Regions from separate parts of the Homo sapiens genome. Here region 2 is linked to region 1. Evidence: chromatin loops called from intact Hi-C (ENCODE). Cell type or tissue: heart right ventricle. All regions are shown on one strand. Links, peaks and the distances in the headings refer to the core of each region. The heading gives the core; the rest is flanking DNA.

Region 1 (8,328 bases), core at 68-8,067:
TGAAAGATTAAAATAGGAAAAAAAAAATAACAAAGAGAAACAGGTTGAAACGTTCTTCTCTTCAGCAGGGAAGTGTTCCCAAGATATCCATATTTCTGGGAGCTGAAGTTAATTCCACATCACTCATGGTGTTTTCTTCCCACTTTGTCAGTCACTGCTCAGGAGATCATGGTCTCATTACACAGAAATACTTGTACTAAGCAAAGCTTTGCTGTCATCCCAACCTGGTCTCCTCAGCCCTTCTGTGCATTAGAAACAACCACAGATATGGCTGCTGTTTGTTTAAGGAAGTAGACACCTCTGTGTCTGTCTTTCTCCCCAAATATCTTTATATTTACATCTAGCACTTAGATGCCACATAAAAAAAGCTGTAGTAGACTAAGTAAATAAATGTATATGTACATTTCAATATAAATAGCACTGCCACTAATTTTTTTCCTTAATAAGCGTACAGACTTTTTAACCAACATAAAACATGGAACACCTTCTTCAGCTCCTGGGCAGCATATGCTTGCCTGGAATTTATATGTTCAGACTATATTTCAAATCTTAACACATCTATGAACCTCGCTGACTCTCCATTGCTGAAGCGTGAACACTGTTATATGACAGTGCCTTTTAAAGGAGCCCAAGTCCCTCAGCAAAATTAGCTTTGCTTGGTAAGTTGTGACTATTAACATTCAAGCTGTGCTCGCACCTACCCTTGGAAGCCAAAAATAGACGAAAGTGCTGAGATATAGTATAAAACGTAAGCTTCCCCCTGGGATACAAGATAATGGCTGTCCTATTTCTGGTGTTCTCTGTTGCTAAATAAAGCCTTATGTCCCTGACCTGAACATAGCTCCATTCCTAGGAAAGAGATTTCAACAATCAGCACTCCTAGAAACACTGGTAGGTTTTGGTAAGGGAAATCCTGCCACTTGCAATTAACACAATTTCACATTATCTGCCTTTATGTAAAAGATGCGTTTCAAATATTTATACATTTGTGGGATTGGTTATATGAGAGTTTAATATATTGTGCTTTCCAGTAATTTTTTTTAAGTGAGTCATCTTGGATTAGGGTGTTTTAGAAAAGGTAATGAAATCCTCTTTCTGCTTAATTCTTTATACAAGTGAGAAACCAGAAGAAACCATACTTTTAAGGTATCATCAGAAAGCTGATACAATTAGAGAGACATTGTGAAAGTGTCCAGACAAGGCAAGCCATGAGGGATTTACGTGACGTAAAATGTTTCAGATTTCTTTAAAATAGGCCATGGGCAGCTCCCAAGTGCAGCTTCCATGTGAAAAGATTGAAACAAAGTCAGATCTTTTTTTTTTTTTTAATCCTGAAAAATGCCATAATTACTACGAAGGTCACCAGCAGGGTCTTTGGAGAACTGATCTTTGAAAGTTCCTGTCAGAGTGCTGCTTTGTGCCAGGCGCTCTGTTGGAGACCTCCTCCAAGAAGTCCTCCCTGTTAGCCTAAGCCCACAGACCTCCCCTTCTGAGCTCCCCTTAGTGATATGTTTATGGATTTCTTATTTCCAGACCCAGAACACCCTCTGCATTATACAAAGCAAGGGACCCATAATCAGGACTGCTATACTCATATTTTCTGGAAATAGCTCCAGCAGCTTGGACAGTTATACCTGAGACTTCCATGAATATCCAGAAATGTATTACTGCTTCTGATGCAGTAGTTAAGAAGATGGGCAATGGAGTTAGGCAGACCTGGGGTTGAACTCTAGTGCTATCCTTTTCCCAATATTCATTTATTAAAAAGTGCAAACCTCACAAATATGTTGCAATGATTAAATGAGGGAATATATACCAAGTACTGAATATAGTCCCTGGCACAGATTGGGCCTAATAAAGAATTACCATCACCATATAAAGGGACCCCTGCTCTTCTGCTTTTCTATCCACGTTATAGTGTTATATGGGCGGAGTTTTGAGTGCTCCTCAGATATGACTGCAGTTAGTCATGAGTTCCCCCTTGAAGCAAATACAAAAGTGATATTCTAAGAATTGGTTACAAGAAGAAAATACAATACAGTATGAGTGCTTGAAGTCCTGTGTATCTAGAGCCTATGAGTATGATGTTTCATACTAGGCTATATATAGTTACCCTATTCTCATCTCCACAGAACAAAAGTAAAACCAAACACCCACCACAAACCTAGCAGTAAAATTCTCAGGTCCTTCCACTCAGGACACTAGAGAGGGCTTCCGAGCTAAGGACAAACCTACATTCACTGATGAAGGCACAGTGTTTATGGCGGGATTGCCATGGCCACCGCAGAGGAAACCCATTTTCCCTTTCATGCACTGAAGGTAAGGGCAGTCAGTTTCAGTTATGCATTTGCTAGCTCCCTATTCACCAAAGATAGTTCTATTTCTAAGGCTCTGATATTTATTTCCAAAGATTAACACAATTAGAAGTACTTGCTGATGGGAAGACCTGGTTGCCCACGATAGGAAGGAAGAGGCTGCTACTGAAAGAAGACATGGTTCCTGGGTTAAAGGTCTGGGCTGTAGTACTCTCTTCCTGTTGCTGACAGCAGGCTACTTGGAATGTGGTGCTTCCTGTGTCTTGAACTTGCCTGGTTCAAGTCTGGACTGCTACTTTTAGTAGCATCTGCAACTTACAAGCTTTATAAATAAGTGACTTAATTTTTAAAAATTCAAATATTTGGCAACTGAAACAGCTTGACTTTTCTGTCTGCCTACTTAATTAAGCATGTTATCAATGAAGAGCTTTTCTTTAAATCCTCAGAGATGGTATAGTTAACATAGAACAGTAGTCACTATATCTTAAGTTTAAAAAGTAAAATGAAGAAGTCTTTATCTGAGGGTTATTTTCAACAATCTATAAAGGAGGGGATTGTTTTAGGCAGTTAATGAAGGCACTGAGGCAAAGAAAGGAGGGAGGAATCAATTCAAGTTCAGTACCCAGACCAACAAGGGGCTCTGCGGTATTTTCTGACAGAAAGTCAGCTTGGTACCATTATAACTTCATAAAAAGATGTTCACAAATAAGAAAACAAACTCAGAGAAAGTCTGCAGTATTCATCACATAAAGAGAAAAAAAGTCCTTTAAAAATCCAAGCCATTAGAAGACACTTTCTGTGGAAAATGTTTTAAAAACTGAAAATGACTAGATAAAGAACTATTGGAGAAACACTTTTTCAAGAGGTTTGGCCACCCCTAAATCACTGACTTTATGGAATATTTAATGGAATATAGTGCCCTAGAGCATGGAGGTTACTCATGAACACCTATGCTCAGCATATGCTATAATTGTCCACCTAACGGGAAATGCAAGGGGTTGCAAGGCTGGGAGCAACAGAGGGTCCTGGAACCTCAAAGTCCTGAGCCACAGGAAAGCTTCTCATGGCTTCACCGTTTCCCTGAGCTGACTGCTTTATTCCTCCCAAGTGTAACAGGCAAGGGGCGTGTCCTTCTCTAGTGTGTTCATGCGGTTCATGCTTTGTGATTTCTATAGCCATGAAGAACCCCGACCCAAACTGCCAGGAAGACCTGCTTGAAACCTAACGCACTTAGACATATGGGACTAACCCTGAAAATAAAAACATCTTTATGCTAAGAGGAAAGGAGTTTTTTTAAATTAAAAAAAATGTTTCTAGGTATATCAGCTTTCCTTTGGGGCTTGCTTTCAGAATTCAGCAGCAGCTCAGGTTTACTGGGAGCATGGAGCATTCCGCTTGCAGAGAAGGGCTGGGTTATGGGAACTCAGGATTTGTGCAACAGCCTCACCACACGTGAAGGAAAACCTCTAGAGGAATCACCAGCTACTCACGTTTCAAGATATTTCTTCTCTCCAGCTCTTCCACGGCAGGTCTTTGGCTCAGCCGTCTGCGGAAAAACACTAAAATTACATTTTGCACCATAGTGGCTGCCTGCAAATTCCACCTGGGGTCTGCAAGGATGAGAGGTGGCTGGCAAACCCCTATAGATCGCCTCCCAAAATTGGAAGGAGAGAAAGTGAACCTTTGGTTGTTGCCTCTTGCTGGCAAAATCAAGTCAGACTTCCAGGTGACAGTCAAAGCTCTCCCGTCACAGAGCTAATACTAGACTAGTCCTTGCTCCAGCTCCACATGTGCAGGTCTTCATTTTTCTGATCTGTCGCCCAAACCTTGCCTGGTCTGGACTGTTCACCGGAGCAGTGTGTTTAAGCAGCGAGGAGATCTGTTCAGGAAATTCTTTTTCCTGCCCATTGGCTTAGGGAGGGGTGGGTAGCACCACCTGTTTTCAGGCTTCTGGATCCAGAGATGCTGGGAGATTCATGCTTCCCAGCACTGCCTCCGTTGTCAGCACGGGAGACACCAGCCTTGGGAGCACTGATCTCTCCTTCCGGCTTTCTGCCTGCTGAACTGCTGAGTAGAGCCGCCTGTGCCCAGCCCAGCACAGGGGGAGTGTCTAAAGACGTCTAAGGGGCCTCCCGCCTCTTGTCAGCAAGCATGCAGCCCAGCTCGAGCGCTGAATAAAAACTGGGAATCTCTTCCAGCCAGCGCAGCTAACAGAGCTGAGCCCACCCACACGCATTCCCCTCCCACCATCAGCCCAGACGGAGTGTGCGATATGAAGACAAATTATTATTTCTTTTTCAAGTGGTCTCTCATTGAGGAAGTTGGAGGATGCAGCCAACAGTCACCACCAAAAAACATAAAGGGCTTGTCAGGAGAAGGAGGCATCATCATCCAAAATTAATGCCAAGCTCTGATTATTTTTATGACTACAATAATATTGTCCTTGGGCCAGAGCCAGAAACCTTCCCACTTCCAGATCCTCTAACCACAGCAGGGAGACAACAGGGCCCAGTATTTGAATGCCTAGAATTTAGGGCCATAATATTTTGCCCCAGTGAGGATGTTGCCTCCATTTAAAAATTATTTATCTCCTATTTATAATCCTTGTCCCAGCAGAAAGCCTAGGGCATTGCGGGGCTCAGCCACTCCTCCCTCCCCACTAGAACACAACCCTTTGTGGTTCTGCTCCCCTGGGGGCTTTGTCTTCTGGCTCTGTGGGTGGTTGCTTCCACATCATATCTCGATGTTCAGTGAGACTTGAACCTCCCCCCCTGACAATTCCTGGCTGGAATCCTCCCCAGTCCCAAACAATGTATGCAAAGCCTAGCTCACTTAAGTGTTGCTTTTGCAGTCTAGTCAAAACACCCCAAAGGCCACTCATTCAAGCACTCAGGAGATGACTATGACATATTTGCTATGTGCCAGGCACTGTTCCAAGCCCCCAGAACAGAGTGCTGAGTATGGGAAGTCTTCCCTGCCCTTGGGAAGCTCATAGTCTAGAGCAAGCTTGTCTAACCCGTGGCCTGCAGGCTGCATGCAGCTCAGGACAGCTTTGAAGGAGGCCCAACACAAATTCATAAACTTTCTGAAAACACAAATTATGAGGGTTTTTTTGCAATTATTTTTAGCTAATCACCTATCGTTAGTGTATTTTATGTATGCGGCTCAAGACAATTCTTCCAGTGTGGCCCAGGGAAGCTGAAAGATTGGATGCCCCTGGTCTAGAGGTAAAGGCAGACAAATGAACAAAATCATCTGAGAGAGTGGTCAATGCCGTGGAGGAAATGGCGGATATGGTGGGTGAGTGGTTGGGCAGGGGCAGATACATTCAGAATCTGGCAGAGATACATTTCGCTGAGACCCAAATGAAGAGAAGAAACCAGTGTGGGAAGACCATAGCGTCTCTTAACTGTTCACACACTGGGCTTAAACACTGAGGGAGTGAGGATGGGGGTGGGTAATCAAGGCAGGCTTCATGGAAGAGGAAACTTCTGAGAGAGTTACACAGAATCCACTTGGTACAGCAGTGTCTGCAAGGGTCTTGGAGAAGGAATTAGGTAAAGGAAGAGAAATCATCAGGAAATTGGAGTTGTCTGGGGTCTCCCCTTAGAGCTGGGCACCCAGCATTAGCTCGCTTCTGAATGTATCTGAGTCTCTGTAAACAGGGAATGGTAAGAGAACCCAACAGCCTCTGTGTGTGAATAATGGTGGGGCAGACCACCATAGGAAAAGCAGGAACAAGCCAGATTCCTGGCCCCCATGCTGCCCACAGAAGGGCTCGGAAGCAGGAAGGAGATGGGATGGAGGGGGAAGGCACACAGGCACTTTTAGAGCAATAGAAATGAAAAATCCCTGAAGCCCAGCAAGAGTGAGCGCACCATGAGTCTTTTACCCATGAAAAGGTACTTCCTTTGCACAGCTCCTCTGGCTAAGAGGGAGAGGCTGTGTATAGGAATGGGATCTTGGGAAGTAAAACGTGGAGTCCTAATAAGTAAGCAACAATGAGGAAGGGGTCCTAGGTGGGGGAGAAGAATTGTTCTGAGAGCCAGCTAATCACAGACAACCCACTGGCATGACATCCTATTTCCAAACACCTTGTTCCACTCGAAGACCCAGCAGTACTATCTTATCTGCACATAAGCCCCTCTGGCACAACCCTATAAAACTTCCCTCCAGCGCCTGCCTCTTTCCAGCAGCCCCTTCTCTACTGTGCTGCCCATTGCACCCTTGCAACGGATCTTCATACTTTCTCTAATAAATTTGCCTTTCTTTACCTATAACTGCCTTGGTAAACTCTTTCACTGTCCGCGATGCTGGCCCCAGCCATTTGTATTTTGTGTGTGGCTCAAGACAATTCTTGAGCCAGCTGCCCAGCCAGGAACACCCATAGGGACACCTGAGGAGTGAGGCTGTGCATTTCCTCAAATCTGAGAAGTACCCCAAATGTCCCTGGAGGCTAGTGTCCACTGGCATGGCCCCCGAACAAGGCTTCCCCCCGCCCTTTGTTGGAACCTTGTCTTTCTCATCCAAAATGAGAATTAGTACCAGACCCTCTTAATGAGCATTAAATGAGATAATGCACAAAAATGTTTGTGACAATGCATGCTTGGGATATAGTAATTTCTCAAGAAAACCCAACCTGTGACTTGCCAGCTGATCGCGGACCATGTTCCCAGAAAAGCATTTCATCCAACTGGTACACCTCAGGAAAGCGTGGACATCAAGCCAGCAAAAACTGTGCAATTGGTCCCAAGGCACAGAGGCAGTCTGGTAGTGGTCCAATCGCTCACTGCAGGGCTTCATCTAGCTGCCAAGCTTCTCACTGAATGTCAACAGGGTACCCCTGAATGGTCTAGAATATGCAGTCCTCTGGGTAGACACAGCCCCGGAGGCACAGGGTTGTAAACAGAGCAAAAGGGTGCTCAGGCCAGGACCCCACTGGCTTGTCACCAACCTGCCTCTCTACTTACAGAGTGCCAGGACCCCACACCTGGAAGGGTGGATGCAGAACCCTAGACAGTGCTGTGGGCCCCAAGACCCTCCCTGTGGTTCTCACCAGTGGAGGGGATTGAGGTGAGCAAGAAGACCCCTGACTGCCAGGTGAGGGTGCTAAGCAGGGTCTTAGGGTGGTTCTGCCAACCCAACAAGGCCAGGCCACCGTTCAGACTAGGCTCTAATCTGCACATGAATGGCTTCCCAGAAGGTGACACTTTAGTTGGGATCCAGAGGATGATTGGGGATCGCTAGGTGAGGAGAGGACATGTGCAAAGGTCCTGAGGTGGGGTCGTTTAGATCGCATGGAGGTGTGTGTGCACCGAGGCTGAGCAGGGGCAGGACCCACACAGCCTGGCATCGCTGGAGAGAGAGTCTGGATTCACTCCTGGAACCCCAGAGCGGCACTGAAGGATTTAAAGCAGACCTGGGTGAGATGGGGTGTGGGCGTGCCAGGACTAGATTTGCATTTGCAAACACTCTCCGGACTCTTCCAGATTTCTGTCCAACAGAGATGGAGATGAACCCACTACCAAGAGATACGGACCTGCCCAGACCCCCACCAGATACCAAGGACAAAGTGTGCTGCAGGCCTGTGAGGGCCCCCTGAAGTGTTCAAGACTTGGGGAAGAAGTTGGCCACAGAGCAAAAACACCCCACACTCCAAATTAATACTTGTTACCCTAAGTATACATAAAAGATACCCTTTTGTCCACCTGCTACCTGAAGCTATGCTAACTCTTCATGCAGAGTTGGGGCTTCCAAAAGGAAAAATGGTGACGAGCCTGATGCCAAGGACAGACAATTACTTTGCCAACATTACAGGCGAGACCCTTGAGGCTCAGAGAGAGGAATGTGATCAGCAGCTACTACAGCTGGAATCAGAACCCACAGCCAGTTCCAGATGCTGGGAGGGCTGAGGCAGGGAGGAACACCGGCAACACCAGCTGGCAGGAACTAGCCAGCAGGGACACAGCTGGGATGAGGCCCAGGAAGCATTCTCCCAGCACAGAGAGTCAGG
Region 2 (8,328 bases), core at 184-8,183, 53 kb after region 1:
GGATCTCTACCATTCCACACCTCCAGGCTTCTATAAAGTCTAGTTTCTGTAAAAAGCATCACTACCTGTCACAAAGAGGAAAGTGAGGGTGCTTTGCTTTATACAGTAGCTGTAAACCAGTAGGAAGTGGGTGTGGAAAAGTCAGGCTCTGTCTGAAAGCCTGAGCTCTAGCCCAGGGCGCCTGACTAAGGAATGGCACTGGAAACTCTCCTCTCCAGCTCCTGGCCAGAGGGGCTGTCTAAGGAGTGGAATGGGGACTCTCTTCTCCTCCTGGGCTCCTGCTGTGAGGGTTTTTGTGTGTGCCACGGTTGTTGGCAGAACAACAGCCACAAAGATGTCCCTATATCTCTTGTGCATTTTCTTTATATAAAGAGTGAGATCACTGGCATAGTAGACAAGGCTGCACATGGCCACTCCCCTACTGGCTTCTCCAGAATGATCTCTGCCTGTCTTCTTCCCTTTCGTCCCTCAAAGGCTGGGCTTCCTTCCACCCTGGAGCTTCTGAGCCTGTGAGACCCTCCCACCTCTGCTCCTCCTCTGGATCTCAGCTCAGTGCCCTCCCCAGCCCAGCCCCGGAAGCCAGTGCACTTGCCAGGGCACTGCAGTTGCATCACAGGCCTGGATGGGGCATCCTCTGCGAGAACGCCTGTGCCCATGGATGTAATTTACATACTCACCAAGAAGTTAACATCAACTCTTCACAGCAGGTCAAGTGCAAGGAGACCACTATTCTCCAATCTTCCTACAAAAACGTGGTGTCTATTTTCCTACCCCGTGTGTCTAGGCCAGCACTGGGACATGGTTTTGCAACAGAATAGGGCACAAGTGACAGGGTTTCCTCTTGCTTCCACTCTGCATGATTTCCCTTACTCTGACACCACTGCCACCATAGCCATGAAATTTAAAATAACACACGCACGTTGGATTGCAAAAGTCCTGCATACTTCCTGAAAAAAAAATAGTGATTAGTGAAGATCACCATTGTTGAGGACTTCTACAAGCAGCACAGAAAGAGACTTCTGTAAATACCTGTTAACTACACAGAGAGCGCTCCATGGACACCCGTCAACTGCACAGAAAAAGACTTCTGTAAACACCTGTCAACTGCACAGAGAGAGCTCCACGGACATCTGTCAACTGCACAGAAAGAGCTCCATGGACACCCGTCAACTGCACAGAGAGTGCTCTGTGGAGACCTGTCAGCTGCACAGACAGCGCTCCATGGACACCCGTCAATGGCACAGAGAGTGCTCCACAGACACCTGTCAACTGCACAGAGGGCCCTCCATATACCCCTTTAACTGCTCAGCTGTGCTAAGTGCCATGCCGCGCACAATGGCCACCCTGACCTGTTGAAGTTTCAGGATGGCTCCACCAGGTCCTTGATGGCTCTGCCCCCAGGGCTGCTCCCTGGGCTGCTGTGGATGGACCTGCTCATCTTAAAGAGAGAGGAGCAGGAGGCCACAGCAGCCCTCGCTGTCCCCCACAGAAGGGCCTTGGAGTAGGCAATCTCACATCATTGAGTTGTCAGGTTCTCAAAGTAATTCTCAGAGGGATCACCATGACCTTTTTTGAAGGGAAATTGAACCTCCAGCAGGTGCCAGCCCCACAGACTGGGACCCAAGTGGGCAAACTGAATGGCCACACAGAGCTCAGAGCCCAGCCAAGGCCCCCAGACACCAGGCTAGCCTGCACTCCCTGGGGGCACACACGCAGAAGCTGGGGAATGAGCAGGGCAAAGGGGAGGATCCCAGCCCCAGGCCTCCTGCCACAGAGGGGCTCAGTTGAGGAGGGAGCTGGCAAAACACCGAACTGACTCAGAAGTTTGAGCATCACAGGGGAAGGATATTCTGACCTCTGAATCCAAACAGTGTTTACGACTCAGACTCAGTGGCAGTTCACTACCTGCAAATAAACAGAAAAGTCTAGTGCTACCTGGGGATGCAGGGGAGGCAGAGGGCCGTTGGAAAACCAGAAGCAGGGGATGCAGAGGGCCGTTGGAAAACAAAATGAAGTAGGGGATGCAGAAGCAGGGGATGCAGAGGGCTGCTGGAAAACAAAATGAAGCAGCTTTAAGGATCGGACCTCACACGCTGTGCTGGTGCAACATGCCAGGGACACACCCACTGGACAGATGCTGGTGCTGCTGACCACGGCCTTCCTCTGTGGATGTGACTTGGCTTTCCTCACAGTGCATGCAGGAGGTGCTCAATAAACGCTCTTGACTGACTATATGGTCCCTGTCAGCGTGGAGCTGGGCAGGGCCCCTCTCTAGTCAACTCAGGTCGCTGGCGAATCATCTCCCGCTTCCTCCCCTCTGCGCTTTCTCTTGCAGCCAGGGGCCCACAGCTGCAAGAATGGAGTCCAGCAGCACCATCCCCACTCCCCAGCTCCTGCCAGTTTCTCCTCTCTGCCTCAGTCTCCCACATTATGATTCACCTGTGTACCACCGCTCTGCCCCAGAATTCACAAGTTGAAGCTTTGACCCACAATGTGACTGTATTTGTGGGTAGGGCCTGTAAGGAGGTAACTAAGGTTAAAGGAGGTTGCAAGAGCGGGGCCCTGATCTGATGGAACTGGTGTCCCTGTAGAGGAAACAGAGGCCAGAGTACTCATCACCCACTCTCACCAACCAGCACACAGGGGAACGGCCCTATAAAGACACAGAGAGAGGCCTCACTGGAAATCACCTTGTTCTTGGACTTTCAGCCTCCAGAATGGTAAGAAAACAAACGTCTGTCGTTTCAGGCATCCACTCTGTGGTATCCTGTTACGGCAGCTGGAGCTGACTCTGACACTCCCTGCAGACCCCATCCCCTCCTGCCTGAGCCTCCTCATGGCCCCTCCCTGTCTTTTCTCTGGAGCCCACCCTCCCACCCTCGGAAAGTCCTGGGGCCCTTTCCAAGGCTTGAATCATGACAGACGGCATCAGGTCTGCACTCCAGAAAGATCAGTTCAGCTGCAGGAGATCCCACACTGCTTCCCACCAGTGGCAGCAAGAGCAGCCAAGATTGAATGAGCCCTTGCGGTATGCCAGGCCCAGAGGCAGCCTTTGAATGCGTTTCCCATGTCATCTCCCCGCAGCCCTATAAGGCAGGTGCTAGGATTTAGTTTTCCTATTTTGCAGATGACAACGTCCCACAGTGTAGCCCAAGGCCACATAGCCAGGAGGTGAGTGACTTGGGACAACCCTCAGAGGCTTCACACTTTGGTGTCTTTTGAATTCCAGCTTTCTTTACAGGGTGAATAAAGGTCTCTCTCCCTGGCCAGTCCCTAGGTCTCACACTGGGCTATGCAACAACCACGCTACCCTGTGCACCTCACGCGTCTCATCTCCACGCCCAGGCTCAAGCTGTCCCTATGTGGAAAGCCTTTACCTTGATGACCAGGACTCCTCATTTTAAAGCTTTGGTTCTCCACCCTGGCAGCTCTTGAGAGTCACCTGGTGTTTGGGTCAGGGCTCTCCAGAGACACAGAAGCAATGGGATAGACACACACCACACACACATATACATATGCATACACATACATGTTTGTACATACACATTCTATATATACACATATATATATATATACATCCACACACACACATATATGTGCATATGTGTGTGTTTTAAGACATTTATTTTAAGGAATTGACTCATGCGATTGCGGGGGCTGTACAGTCCTGGATTTGGAGGGCAGGCCAGCGGCTGGAGTGGATTCCGCAGTCTTGAGGCAAGATTTCCTCTTCTCTGGGAAACTCCAATTTATTCTCAAACCTTTAACTGACTGGAGAGGGCCACTCAAAGCCCCTTAAAGTCACCGACTGCAGGTGACAACCACATCTACAAAATACCTTCACAGCAACATGCAGACTAGCATTTCAATAGCTGGGTGGAACAGCTCAGCCAAGAGGACACACAAGATTGACCTTCACCCTTGCGGAGCCTGCAAAGTGCAGAGGCCCAGGCCCCAGGGAGACGGATACAGTTCCTACCAATGCTTTTAAGAGCACACGGCTGGCCCAGAACAGCTGCTTTCAGATGCACAAATCACAGAGTACTCTTTGCCTGTGTCCATCTGGTGCTCATGCCCCAATCTTGAAATCACCTCCTGGGGGCTCCTGCCTCCCCCTTGCTGCAGGCACCTGCGGGCTGGGACCCTGGCTTGTATCACTGTGTCCACAGCACCCAGGGCAGTGCCTGGCACCTATGATGTGCTTACGCATTGGACGAACAGTAGGCTACAGTCATGTGCTGTGGAGCTGGAAAGCCCTGGATTCAAAATGGGCAAGTTTCATCCCCTCTCTTTGCCTCATTTTCCTCTACTGTTAACAAACAAACAAACAAAAAAAGCGGTAATAGCAGCTGTCTTATCACCTTGTCAAGGGACTTAGGCAATAAAATGCATGAAAAGTGCTTATCAAGGTACTTGATGGGAAATAATAGCTCAAACAAAAAAAAGGGCCGGGGTGGGGCGGGGCGGGGGGCAGCCCTGTTTCAGCTGATTGTCACTGGGGCTGTGCGTTCCCACTCTGAGAGCTCTGCTGCTTGGTGCTCAGCCAGAACCACCCTGGGCCAGACCTGCCTCCGCTGCAAGACGCCCACCAGGTCGTCCTGAGACCAGGTTCTCACAAGCATCCTGCATCCCAGCGAGCATCTCCAGCGCCATCTGGTGTCAGTGCAGGGAGTGGCTGGGTTTCCACAGCCTTTCAAATCTCTAGCCCCAACTTTCAAGAAAAGGCAGGGGCTGCCTGCTGTTCTGTGAAGTCACCATGGAGACGACTGTGGGGGAGTCCTCACTCGCTGCAGGTGGCTCTTCACTTTACAGAAGCATACACTGCACGAAGCCTTTCAGTACACCCTCCCCACACTTAAAATGGCATTCAAATAACACGTTAGCATTCACTTTTTACAAGTATGTCTACTGGGGAAAGGATCCCGGAGCCTGCAAAGAAGGCTTTCTTTACATTTAGACAGTACCAGGAACTGCCTGAGTGTTGCCTCTCTCCGTGTAACGTTCTCCATGTCATCAAATGCCCGTGTCACCACATTCTTGGCGTCACACATTTGTCTTAGGATTTTGATATGGTTTGGCTGTGTCCCCACCCAAATCTCATCTTGAATTGTAGCTCCCATAATTCCCAAGTGTTGTGGGAGGGACCCAATGGGAGATAATTGAATCATGGGGGTGGTTTCCCCCATACTTTTCTCGTGGTAGTGAATAAGTCTCATGAGATCTGGTGGTTTTATGAGGGAAAACTCCTTTTGCGTGGTTCTCATTCTCTCTTGCCTGCCACCATGATTGTGAGGCCTCCCCAGGCAGGTGCAACTGTAAGTCCATTAAACCTCTTTTTCTGGCTGGGTGTGGTGGCTCACACCTGTAATCCCAGCACTTTGAGAGGCCGAGGTGGGTGGATCACCTGAGGTCAGGAGTTCCAGACCAGCCTGGCCAACATGGTGAAACTCTGCCTCTACTAAAAATACAAAAATTAGCCAGGCATGGTGGTATGCACCTGTAATCCCAGCTACTTGGGAGGCTGGGGCAGGAGAATTGTTTGAACTCCGGAGGTGGAGGTTGCAGTGAGCCAAGATCGTGCCACGATACTCCAGCCTGGGCAACAGAGCAAGACTCTGTCTTAGAAAAAACAAAACAAAAAACAAAGCAAAACAAAATGAAAAAAACAACCACCTCTTTTTCCTTATAAATTACCCAGTCTCAGGTATGTTTTTATCAGCAGTGTGAAAACGGACTAATACACCTTTCAACTCCCGACCCAGCCCTCTTTTGCGTTGTTGAGTTTATGGTGAACATCAGCTTTTAAGGTCAGTCATGAGCTCCTAGAGGGTTGGAGACTGTGTCTAGTTTCTCCTTAGAATCCTTGAGGCCTAGATTGGGACATATAGTACTTGCTGAATACATAGCAAGGGTGTGTCTTAAGAAGCTTTAAAAAAAATCTATAAAGCCGGGAAATCCCGTATGTCCCTTTACTCTTGTACCGCCTAGCTGACTGGAATTGACTCATGGGATTGTGGGGGCTAGGATTTACTCTTTCACTCCTGCACCAGCACTAGAACCCCCCTGTGCTTGCTGAAATATACTTCCTAGGGCCTTACTCCTAGGACACAGTGGGGCAGGCTGTGCTAGAACATATTAATATGTACATAGTCACTCTCTCGGGTCACCTTTTATTACTATCTTGCATGTATATTTTATAAAGTACACAGTATATTAGCATGGTACCCCTAATGTATAGTTTATAAATAAATAATGTACAAATATCAGATTTTTTTCTTTTGCCGCTGGGACACACCCTCAGAAAACCTTGGCAGCAGGGCTACCACGTGAGCGCCATGTGCCCACACAGGCCAGGCCCTCCATGAGCGTTGTCTCATCCGCCCCCAGGACAACCTGACAAGGGGGTCACTGACATCACCTGTGAGCTACCGAAAGGCAGCCAGGGCCCAGATGTGCCACCACCTGCCCAGGGTCATCCCAATGGGCAGAGTAATCTGAGGCTGGGCGCCGTGGGTTACCCAACCTGGTCTGGGACGGGTGGCTCATGGCAGGTGCCATCGAGAGGCCTTCTTGAGGCTTGTTTCTCCTGACCAACCCAAAGGTCCCCGCCAGCCTGTCCTGGCACATAGACCCCGGTGATTAATTCCCCTTGCCCTTGTCCCTTGCTAAGCAGGCAAGCAAAACCACAGCCAGTTACACAAACACATGTAACTGCATGTCTGGATGGAGAACAGATGTACCTATGCAGCGGCAGGGACATCAACACTCTCACTGATGAATTGGCCGAGGAATGAGGAATAGCACAAATCAGCTACGGAACATTGACAAACTGGGAGCTAAACTTTGCTTCATGCCTGTGAGGCAGTATTTTGATGAGCGGTGGATGCCCAGTGCTTCCTTGTTCCTATATGCTCCTTAACCACAGTGATGATGAGGGTGACAGTGCTGATTACCACGGCAACCAGAACGCTCACTGAGCACAATGAGACAAAGCTATACTTCGGTGAGCACCCCTGTTGACCTTCATAAGAACTTTCTTGTCACCCCCATTTACAAGGGATAGAACTGAAGCACAGAGAGGTTAAGAAACTTTTCCAAGGTCACAGAGCTAGAAAGAAACATGTCGAGGCACGTGGGGTGGTCAAATCCTGCAGCAAGTCTCTCTACGCAGAGTAAGCCCCAGAGACGGAGGCCCACCCAGCTGCACAGACAGCCCTCCCTGTGACATTCCCAATGCCAGGGGCCAGATGTTTGTGTCCCCCAAAATTCCTATGTTGAAGCCTAACCCCAATGTGATGGTATTCGGGGGGTAGGGTCTTGGAAGGTGATTAGATCATTAGGTGGAACCCTCACCAATGGGATTGGTACCCTTAGGAAAGGGGCCTTAGAGAGCTCTGTGGCCCCTTCTGCCATGTGAGGACACATAGAAGGCACCACCTATGAGAAAGTGGGGCCTTGCCAAACCCCACGTGTCAGAACCTTGATCTTGGACTTCCCTGTCTCTGGAACTGTGAGGAATGAATTTCTGTTGTTTATAAGACACCCAGTCTAGGGATTTTGTTATGACAGCTCAAAGGGACTAAGACTACAGCATGGATGAAGTGGAGGGCCTGTGCTGTCCTTACATGGGCCCAGGTGAGACACAGTGGTGAGTCCTAGCCTGCAGCCTTGCTGTCATGAGCACCTGGGAGAAGCTGTCTGCAGGAGGAGCAGCAGCACAGGCAGCTGGGGGGCTCTGGAGAAGTCAGCTTCCTTCCATCAGTAGGTTCTTCCCTTGCAGCCCGGATTCCCATAGCAGCCCCTCAGTCCCTCGCTCCCCCTCATCACGTGTTTCTACTGCGCCCAGAGCTGGGACACTGTGAAAAACCAGACAGGTGTGGTCATGACTCTTGGGTTCAGCACAGAGAAAAGACAAAACACAAACATCTTTTTCTTGACAGGTTTTAAAACTTAAATCTTGGGGCAGTGACAACACAAAGACTGTTTCTCATAAAATTCGCTTTTGATGACTGGAGAATGAGCGCAAGGCCCTGCTCACCCACCGCTGACCAGGCATACCCACGAAGGCACCCCATGTGCAAGCCTGTGTGTGTGGGCACGCATGTGCATGTGGGCATAGGGCCTCCACCATTTCCAAAAATTAAATTCTCATGCAGATGCATTCTCCATTCTAATAGAGAACTGAAGTTCACAAAAACGTTTGATAACAAAAATTTTCTTTTTCACATGGGATAAGACAACGTCTGCCAAACCTCCCTCAACAGGGGAAAGAGAGGGAGAGAGGGAGAATAAATGAATAAATGAATAAAATAGTAGTTGTTGCGATTA

Evidence for each region. Hi-C counts contacts between places; a loop is a spot of excess contacts. Peaks named below come from ENCODE experiments on the same cell type or tissue, not always from the same donor. Only the 100,000 strongest peaks of a DNase experiment are listed, where the experiment ranks them.
Region 2: it touches region 1 in a loop (2.4-fold over the local background); 29 of 110 quality-filtered maps call a loop at or near these places.

What each region holds. Positions count from the first base shown.
Region 1 is chr20:59,832,038-59,840,365 of GRCh38, reverse strand. It overlaps PHACTR3 (phosphatase and actin regulator 3), which reads right to left. Exons shown (of 13, transcript NM_080672.5): 9 at 3,806-3,861. Among named protein-coding and RNA genes, the nearest start is that of SYCP2, 97 kb to the left of the region's middle. In heart right ventricle, for the core only: no CTCF peak of the experiment used is centred there; DNase peaks (open chromatin) are centred at 4,461, 5,025 and 5,155; H3K4me3 peaks cover 3,535 bases; H3K27ac peaks cover 3,880 bases.
Region 2 is chr20:59,779,564-59,787,891 of GRCh38, reverse strand. All of the region lies in intron 7 of PHACTR3 (phosphatase and actin regulator 3), which reads right to left. Among named protein-coding and RNA genes, the nearest start is that of SYCP2, 150 kb to the left of the region's middle. In heart right ventricle, for the core only: CTCF peaks have their summits at 4,460 and 4,660 (motif pointing left); a DNase peak (open chromatin) is centred at 4,651.